Regions from separate parts of the Homo sapiens genome. Here region 1 is linked to region 2. A link is a loop called in an ENCODE intact Hi-C map of the cell type or tissue named here. Cell type or tissue: tibial artery. All regions are shown on one strand. Links, peaks and the distances in the headings refer to the core of each region. The heading gives the core; the rest is flanking DNA. Region 1 overlaps ST8SIA5 (ST8 alpha-N-acetyl-neuraminide alpha-2,8-sialyltransferase 5). Region 2 overlaps ST8SIA5-DT (ST8SIA5 divergent transcript).

Region 1 (4,389 bases), core at 139-4,138, 54 kb before region 2:
ACAACACTTCATAGACCTAGACTTGAAATTAATAAAGCTATATGTCAATGTATATCTTATAGCTCACACCTTTCTAATTCAGCCTGTACTTCCCCAGCCTGTGACCAATAAGAAGATCTGACCACAGCCTTTTATGAGCACTATCTGGCTTGAATTTGCTTTGTAGTGCTGTTTGGAGTTTTCCGGACTAATCATTTGGACTGGCTCCTTCTGCCTGTGGCTCCTGCTTGAGTATATACAATGTATGAGTCATTTGCTTCTTTGCCCCTCTTCATCCTCTGGTTATATTTGGTACTTCCTGACTTCCTTTCCAAACTGTTAATAATAAATAACAGGTTGTACCACACTTCAACACCACACAACTATAGATAGCAAAACATGGCATGCACTGAATTATTCAATATGTGAATAATACCATGAAGCTCATCCCATCTTCCAGATTTGGAGAGTTGTCAATTGGGACAATGTACGTCGTGTCCTCGTTAGGTCCTCCCCCAAGCTCTGCACAGCTGCTGCCAGGAGCTGTCCTGCCCATTTTAAAGAAGGCAGAAGCTGCTCACACGCCAGGGTAAAAACTCCAGTTCCATTCTAACTACGTTAACCATTATTTCCCACATGTGGGGACTCTACGTACTGCAGTCCTTCAACTAGGGGGGTACTTCGGGGTCAACTAGAAATAGAGATTTGAAATTGGAATTGTCCCAGGAAAATGTGGGAGGTGTGGTCATGCCATTTATTCTGTGACTAAGGAAATTCTTGCTCAAATGGGAGCGCTCCAGAAGGAAGTCAACTCAGCTGCTAACAATGTTGCATCAAAGGCACCTGAATTCCAAAACCAACTTGACAGAGGTCAGCTGTGTCTCTGACCCTGCAGGCTCCCGGCTGATAGGAAAGAGGAAGCTGGCCCAGATCATGGAGAGAGGGGCAGAGAAAATAAAGGGCAAGAGGAGTGAGAAAGGGAGTAGGGAAGCAAGGACGTGGAGGAGAGAGGGAGGCAATGGGGAGGAAGAAAGGAAGGATGGACAAAAACAGGTAACAGGAAGAAAGGCAGAGGAGAACACAGGTGCAGTGAGGGCTATGAGAAGTTACAGGTGAAACCGTGGAAAGAGGAAGGAAAGACAAAAGATACTGGCAGCAGGAAAAGTTAGGAATGGAGCCCATGCAATGACAATGGTTTCAGCCACTGACTGGAGACATCTGCCAAGAAACAGCTTCCCAGGGGCCCGTCGGTCCGCCTTGCTCACTTGACTCGCCTTTCTATCTTTCTCTTTCTTTTCTTTTTTCTTTCTTTCTTTCTTTCTTTCTCTCTTTCTTTCTCTCTTTCTCTCTCTTCTTTCCTTCCTTTCTTTCTTTTCTTTCTTTCTCTCTTCTTTCCTTTTCTTTTTCTTTCTTTCTCTCTCTCTTCTTTCCTTCCTTTCTCTTTCTTTCTTTCTTTCTCTCTCTCTTTCTTTTTTTTGACAGGGTTTCACTCTGTCACTCAGGCTGGAGTGCAGTGGCACAATCTGAGCTCACTGCAGCCTCTGCCTCCCAGGTTCAAGCTATTCTCCCGTCTCAGCCTCCTGAGTAGCTGGGATTACAGGCATGTGCCACCACACCCGGCTAATTTTTGCATTTTTAGTAGAGATGGGGTTTCACCATGTTGGCCGGGCTGGTCTCAAACTCCTGACCTCAAGTGATCCACCCGCCTTGGCCTCCCAAAGTGCTGGGATTACGGGCATGAGCCACCATGCTTGGCTTTGACTCGCATTTTCTACCCCAAACCTCTTGAAGAACTCTCCCAGGAGTCCAGTAGGGAGGTACACACTTGCTGACTTACCTAGACTGCTCACCACCTGGGAGGCAGGGCCGCTTAGCAGACAGGCCAGCATGGGAGGCTCAGCTTCCCAGGACAAGCATGGGCCCCCACCTTACCCGTGATGTCCAGAGCTCCCTCTGCACTTCCATGGAAAGAACTGTGGTCCCAAAGGCCAGCATAAGACCCTCCAGCCCAGGCCACAGCGTGCGACCATCCCCACACCCTCGGGCATGTCTGTGGACATTTGCTTGACTGGTTTCTGACATCAGAATCTCATCTTTCTCAAAGCATTGAATAAAAACATACATATCAGGGGTCCTTGAAAAACCCATTACTTCTCTGCAGGGTCAATTTAATGTTTGTGTGTCAAAATCACCAGCAACAAAAATGCAAGCCTCTCTCTCAGGGAAACGGACGTGAGAGTTACCCCCTCCTTAAAAATACAAAAATTAAGAAACCAAACAGCTTAATCAGCCCCTGGGAATGCTTAGCTGGCAGGTTCCAGTCATACCCAGCTCCCAGCAGAGACAGTATCCTGCCTCATCTGCAAAAATTCTCCACAATACCCTCCCTGCAATGAGTGTGCTCAGCCTGAGAATATTCCATTTTTATTCATTCAACAAATATTACTGATCAAGAGGAAATAGCCACATGATGGGGCGCATAGCAAATCTCAGCACCACCTTGATGGAAATGGTTCTGCTCCAGCCAAGGGCAACCTCCCCTGTGGGCAGGGCAGGGAGTACCTGGGCAAGGGACTTCAGAGAAGCAGGGAACACCCACCTGACACCCGCTTCTTGATGCCACCCACCCACACACACCTACACACACTTGCTGGCTGATATCCGAAATCCCTGCAGCAGGGACAGAGCTTTGGCCCCCACCCCTAAATGGAGGTTTGAGACCAAGACTCCCCACCCTACCCCCTGATAGAAGGGGCCAGTGAATCCCCGCTTGGTTGTGGTTGGGTCCTATGCCTCACCCTTCAAATTCATTCACCTTCAAGTTAAAGGAACCAGGTGGGATACCAAAGTGCAGGGAGTTTCGAGCCACCAGAACAAGACCTGCTTCTTCCACCCTAGGAAGTGGACAATGTGGCAGGGGCTGCAGGGCCACCCCGGGTTGAGCTTCCCCCACTCCCTGGCCTTTTGCCGGGGTCTGTACCTGGAGCTGGAGTCACTGCCGCTCTGCACTGCTGGATCATCCGTGACATTAAAGAGCCCCGTCCAATTGGTCAGCTGGTCACCACTCTGCCAACCAAACTGGAGGCCTCTGGCAAGAAAACGAGGCAGTCGGTACTCATGCTCATTTGCTGGGTTAAGCCTGCCTACCAGAGAGCCACATTCTGTTGCTGTGCCCAAGTGACACATTGCCTTGGTCATGCAATTAAAGGAGGCGATGGTACTGACTCCAACCATGAGGATGGTGATCATAAACCACAGCCCTCTACAGTGCTCTCTGCGGTTCTGCATCTATCCCCTCATTCCATCTGTACCAGCAGGGCTGAGAGCACACATTTCACACACAGGGACATTGCGACTTTGCGAGACAAAGGTCGCAGAGCTCTTCTACCTCCTATACCGTGCCATCCCTCAATTCCTGCCTCCAGTTAAACCAAAAGAGCGCCAGCACCACATTTTGTCCTCCTCAAAAGCCAGACACACTTCAGAGCTTTTAATAAAATCTACAGTATTCCAGCACACAAGGATACCACTTTTGGTTCAAGACGTGCACTCAGCACATGCTTATCTTCACTCCTTCCCCAACCCTCACTAAAATGACAGCAAAGGGATAAATACAGACATGCATGTCGGGAGAAGGCCATAGAAGGGGCCAGCAATAACATGCTGGATGATGAAAAGCACAAGGTCATGGACCTCCACCAGACAGTGGACATCTTACTTCCTGCAAAAAGCAGATCTACTCGCAGTGAACAACTCAGGAAGGCTCAGGAATGAAAGGTCCCCAGGGCCAGCGAAGGTGGGAGTGCACAATGGAGCTAAGAGCAGCATTGTTTGAAGTCTGCACAAAAAGCAGTCAGACAACCCTCTCCCCAACGCCCTGTGAATTCCCATACCAGGCCCTCTTCCCAAGCCCAGGCAGCCTGGCCACTCCACCTGCCCACCTCACAGATGTCAGGAGATTGCTTTCTGGGGAAACCGACTCACAGGAGTTCTGCGCTCTTTTCTCTTATCAGAGACTCTGCACTGAAAACAGTGGATGTGCCTGAAAGTCTGCTTACTGAGTGCACCTGGCTTCTGAATGCTTGGGTCACACACCCTGCCTTCCAGGTTTGCTGAGGGATGGGTTTCTCAGGAGGGAAACTGATCCGCTCAAAAGAAACAGATATGGAGGAAAGGGTTGGTGCCCGCTTAATTGCCCCAGGGCAGGCTTTCTCAGCCTGGCACTATGGCATCTGGGGTTGGCTACTTCATTGTTGTGGGACTGTCCTGTGCATTATAGGATGCTGAGCAACATCCCTGCTCTCTACCACCAGATGCCAGCAGCATTGTACCCTGGACCCTCCTGCTGCAGCAATCAAAAATGTCTCCAGACATTGCCAATGTCTACTGGGGGCAAAATTGCCCCAGTTG
Region 2 (4,389 bases), core at 262-4,261:
CTGAGCTAATGAGGGACTGGGTCAGGAAATTGCTCAGGAACTAAAGGGTTCCTACTTAGTGTGAAAAGTCAAACTTAGAGGTTGCTATAAAAAGGAGCAAAAATAACAGATGTGCCTCTTCATCTGTCTTTATGTTCCCTGTTTCATTTATCACACACATCTTGCAATAGCTACTCATTTTCACATTTTCCTCAGTCACTTCCTCCCTCCAACGTGAATTACTTAAAATAACCACCACCACTTGGGGTCAGCCTCACAGCCATGCATAGCAGGCAGCGGCTCCAGGACAAGGACTGAGCCCAGAAGAAGCTTCAGGTGAGGCTTCATCACCGTCCTACTGACTCTCAAGACTCTTAACAGTAGTCAGAGGTGGCGCTGTGTGAGGAGGCCCCAGGACCCTACTGGGATGACACTGGTAACTCCGAGGACAAGCTTGGCTAGGAGAGCAAGAGAGAGCACAGGCCATATGGCATGAAAAGAACATGTGACCAGAGACAGGACCTGGATTTTTGGTTCAGTTTACACTGTCAGCATGCTGTGTGGCCATGAACAAGTTGCTTTCCCTCTCTGGGTCTCAGACTCATCTGTAAAAATAAGGGTATAAGAAGGCCCTTCCAGTGCTGGGTCCATGCCTGGAGCCTCTCCCACATTCGGTCCCACCTCCTAGATCTCCCTCCTTTCTATCTCTCACCATTTAGGCTCGCCAATGCCTTAGTTAGCTGCCTATTTATGAACATGTCTGGTCTAATGTAGTAGACTCTGGACTGTTCTTCCAGCCTCCTGGGTTAACCTCCTGCCATTTGTTATCCCCCTTGCCCCTGGACCACTCCTCAATGCTGATCTCATGTTCCATTTAAAATCTATTTGTTGCTTTCTTTCCATTGCATCCAACTTTTCAGCCACCATCTCAATTTACCTCTCTTATTATAGCTTCTGACTTCATTCACAAATATTTATTGAGCACCTCCTATGTGTCAAGCACTGTTCTAGGAGATCAGGATACATCAACAAGCCTTCAAGACTCAGTTCAGTTGTCACCTCTCCCAGAAAGCCTTCTCTCACTTCACTCCTTATGCCTTCTTGCAGGGCAGGATCACTGCCTCCTTGGTGTGCAATCTGCTACACCTGACGAGATTGTAACACAGCAGAAGCAGGAACCTTTCCCTCCTTCCCTGCTGTCTCATCAATGGACACACCCAGGGAAGGCAGCTTCAGTTTATGTTTGCTGAGTAGAATGATTAATTTTACATGTCAATTTGGCTGGGCCATGGTACCTCAATATTTGGTTATACACTAGTCTAGATCTTTCAGTGAAGATATTTTTTAGATGAGGTTAACATTAATATTTAAATAGGGCAGTAGATTTTGAGTAAAGCACATTACCCTTCAAAATGTGGGTAGGCCTCATCCAATCAGTAGAAGGTCTTAAGACAAAAAAAAAAGACTGAGGTCCCCAAAGGAAGAGGGAATTCTGCTTCCAGGGTGCCTTCAGACTTAAACTGCAACATCAACTCTTCCCTGGAGCTCCAGTCTGCCAGCCATACCCTACAGATTTTGGAGCTGCTAGCCTCCACAATGATATGAGCCAATTCTCTAAAACAAATCAATCTCTCCCTCCCTCTCTCTCTGTCTACACACACACACACACACACACACACACACACACACACACCCCCTATTGGTTCCATGTTTCTGGAGAAACCCAACTAATACACTAAGTAATTCAATCCTTCCCCCCTCTTCACCCTCCCCCCACACTTATCTGATACCTGTGGCTAAAGAAGGTGTTGGAGGAAGAGAAGTGGATAGCTTTTTTCATATGCTTATTATCCATTTTTCTACCTTCCTCTGTGAAGAGCCTTCCTTTGTGAAGAGCCATAATGCTGCTTTTTCTCTTTTATTATTGATTTGTAGGAGATCTCTCTATCTCTGTCTCTATATGTTGTGAACATTTCCCCCAACAATGTGGCTTGTGTTCTCATTTCTTAACATTGTCTTTTACTGAGCAGAAAGTTTTGATTTTGGTGGAGCCAAATTTATCATTTTCTTTTATGATTAGGAATTTTTGTGCCTAAGAAATCTTTTCCTACCCCAAAGTTGAAAAGATATTTTCCTATGTTTTCTTTTTCTTTTTTTTTTTTTTTGAAATGGAGTCTCACTCTGTCACCCAGGCTGGAGTGCAATGGCGTGGTCTCCGCTCATGGCAACCTCCCCCTCCCAGGTTCAAGAGATTCTCCTGCCTCAGCCTCCCAAGTAGCTGGGATTACAGGCACATGCTACCACCCCTGACTAATTTTTGTATTTTTAGTAGGGTTTTGCTATGTTGGCCAGGCTGGTCTCGAACTCCTGACCTCGTGATCGGCCCGCCTTGGCCTCCCAAAGTGCTAGGATTACAGGCGCGAGCCACCATGCCTGGCCTGTTTTCTTCTAAAAGAAGACTTTTAGACTTACCTTTCATGTTTAAATTTGTGATCCATCTCAAATTAATTTTTGTGTATGCTATGAAGTAGAGGTCAAGGTCCTTTTCTGTTTCTTAAGGACATTCAGTTATTCCAGTACCATTTACTGAAAAGATTCCTTTCCCCTACTGAAATGCATTGGTGTTTTTGTTGAAAATCAAGTTACAAAATATGTATGAGTTTACTTCTCAATTTGATATTCTATTCCATTGATCTATATAATTATCCATACACAATAACATATTGTCTTAACGATTATAGCTTTATAGTATATCCTGAAATCATCCAACCTCAATCTTTGAGAATTGTTTTGCTTATTCTAGGTCCTTCTGACATTTCCTACAAATTTTAGAATTAGCATATCAATTTTTACAAAAAGTCTGATGTGATTAAAACTGGGATTCATTTAACAATATTATATCTTAACTACATCAACTCTTCCAGTCTATGAACACAGATCTATGTTTATTCAGGTCTTCTTGAGCTTCTTCCAGCGGTGTTTTATAGTTTCAGCATAGAGGCCTTCCACATCTTTTGTTATATTTCTTCCTAAGTATTTTATGCTTTTTGATGCTCTGTAACTGGTATTTTTAAAATAAACTCTATTTTTAGAATAGTTTTAAAGAAAAATTGTGAGGAACAGAGTTTCCACATACTCCAAAGTCAGTTTCCTCTATTGTCAACAACTTACATTATAATGTATGGTACATTTGTCACAATTAATGAACCAATATTGATACATTATTACTCACCAGACTCCAGAGTTTATTCAGATTTCCTTAGCTTTTACCCAGTCCTTTCTCTGTCCTAGGGTCCCATCCAGGATGTCACATTATTTTTAGTCATCATGTCGTCTTAGGTTCCTCTTGACTGTGACAGTTTCTCAAACTTTTCTTGTTTCTGATGATATTGGCAGGTGAGAGGAGTAAGAGTACTGGTCAGGTATTGTGTAGAATGTCCCTCAATTGGGAACTGTGGGTTTTTCTCATGATAAGAGTGGGGTTATGGGTTTTTGGCAGGAAGACCACAGAAATAAACTGCCATTTTCATCATATCTTATCAATGGTACTGCTATGATTTGAATGTCACCTCCAAAACTCATGTTGAAATTTAATTGCCAATGTAATGATATCAGGCAGTGGCGCCTTCAAGAGGTGATTAGGTTATAACACCTCTGCCCTAATGAATGGATTAATGTCATTATCACAGGAGTAGGTTCCTCAAAAAAAGGATGAGTTTGGCCAGGTTTCCTCTATCTGTCTCTTGTTCTTCCATCATGGGATAATGCAGCACAAGGCTTTTGCCACATGCTAGCACCATACTCTTGGATTTTCCAGTCTCTAGCACTGTGAAGAATAAATTTCTTTTCTTTATAAATTACCCCGTCTGTGGTATTCTGTTATAGCACAAAAAAGACTAAGACAGGGGCCGGGAACCATGGCTCACATCTGTAATCCCAGCATTTGGGAGGCCGAGGTGGGCAGATCACCTGAGGTCAGGAGTTCAAGGCCAGCCTGGCCAACATGGTGAAACCCCGTCTCTATTAAAAATACAAAAAAATTAGCCAAGCGTGGTGGTGGGCACCTGTAATCCCAGCTACTTGGGAGGCTGGGGCAGAAGAATTGCTTGAACCCAGGAGGCAGAGGTTGCAGTGAGCTGAGACCACGCCATTGCACTCCAGCCTGGGCAACAAGAGTGAAACTCCATCTCAAAAAAATAAAAATAAAATAAAATTTTAAAAAGACTAAGACAGGGACATACTATCAACATGACTTATCACTGTTGATTTTGACCTTGATCATCTGGCTGAGGCAGTGTTTGTCATGTTTTCCACTGTAAAGTTACTTTGTTTCCCCTGTCCACACTATACTCATTGGAAAGAAGTCACTGTGCATAGCCACACTTAAGTGGTAGAGAGTTATGCTCCATT

Evidence for each region. Peaks named below come from ENCODE experiments on the same cell type or tissue, not always from the same donor. Only the 100,000 strongest peaks of a DNase experiment are listed, where the experiment ranks them.
Region 1: a loop joins it to region 2, with 10 times the contacts of the local background. A loop is called at or near these places in 1 of 110 quality-filtered maps.

What each region holds. Positions count from the first base shown.
Region 1 is chr18:46,718,403-46,722,791 of GRCh38, forward strand. The region is part of intron 1 of ST8SIA5 (ST8 alpha-N-acetyl-neuraminide alpha-2,8-sialyltransferase 5); the gene reads right to left. Among named protein-coding and RNA genes, the nearest start is that of ST8SIA5, 36 kb to the right of the region's middle. In tibial artery, for the core only: no CTCF peak of the experiment used is centred there; a DNase peak (open chromatin) is centred at 2,569.
Region 2 is chr18:46,772,279-46,776,667 of GRCh38, forward strand. The region is part of intron 2 of ST8SIA5-DT (ST8SIA5 divergent transcript); the gene reads left to right. Among named protein-coding and RNA genes, the nearest start is that of ST8SIA5-DT, 17 kb to the left of the region's middle. In tibial artery, for the core only: no CTCF peak of the experiment used is centred there; no DNase peak of the experiment used is centred there.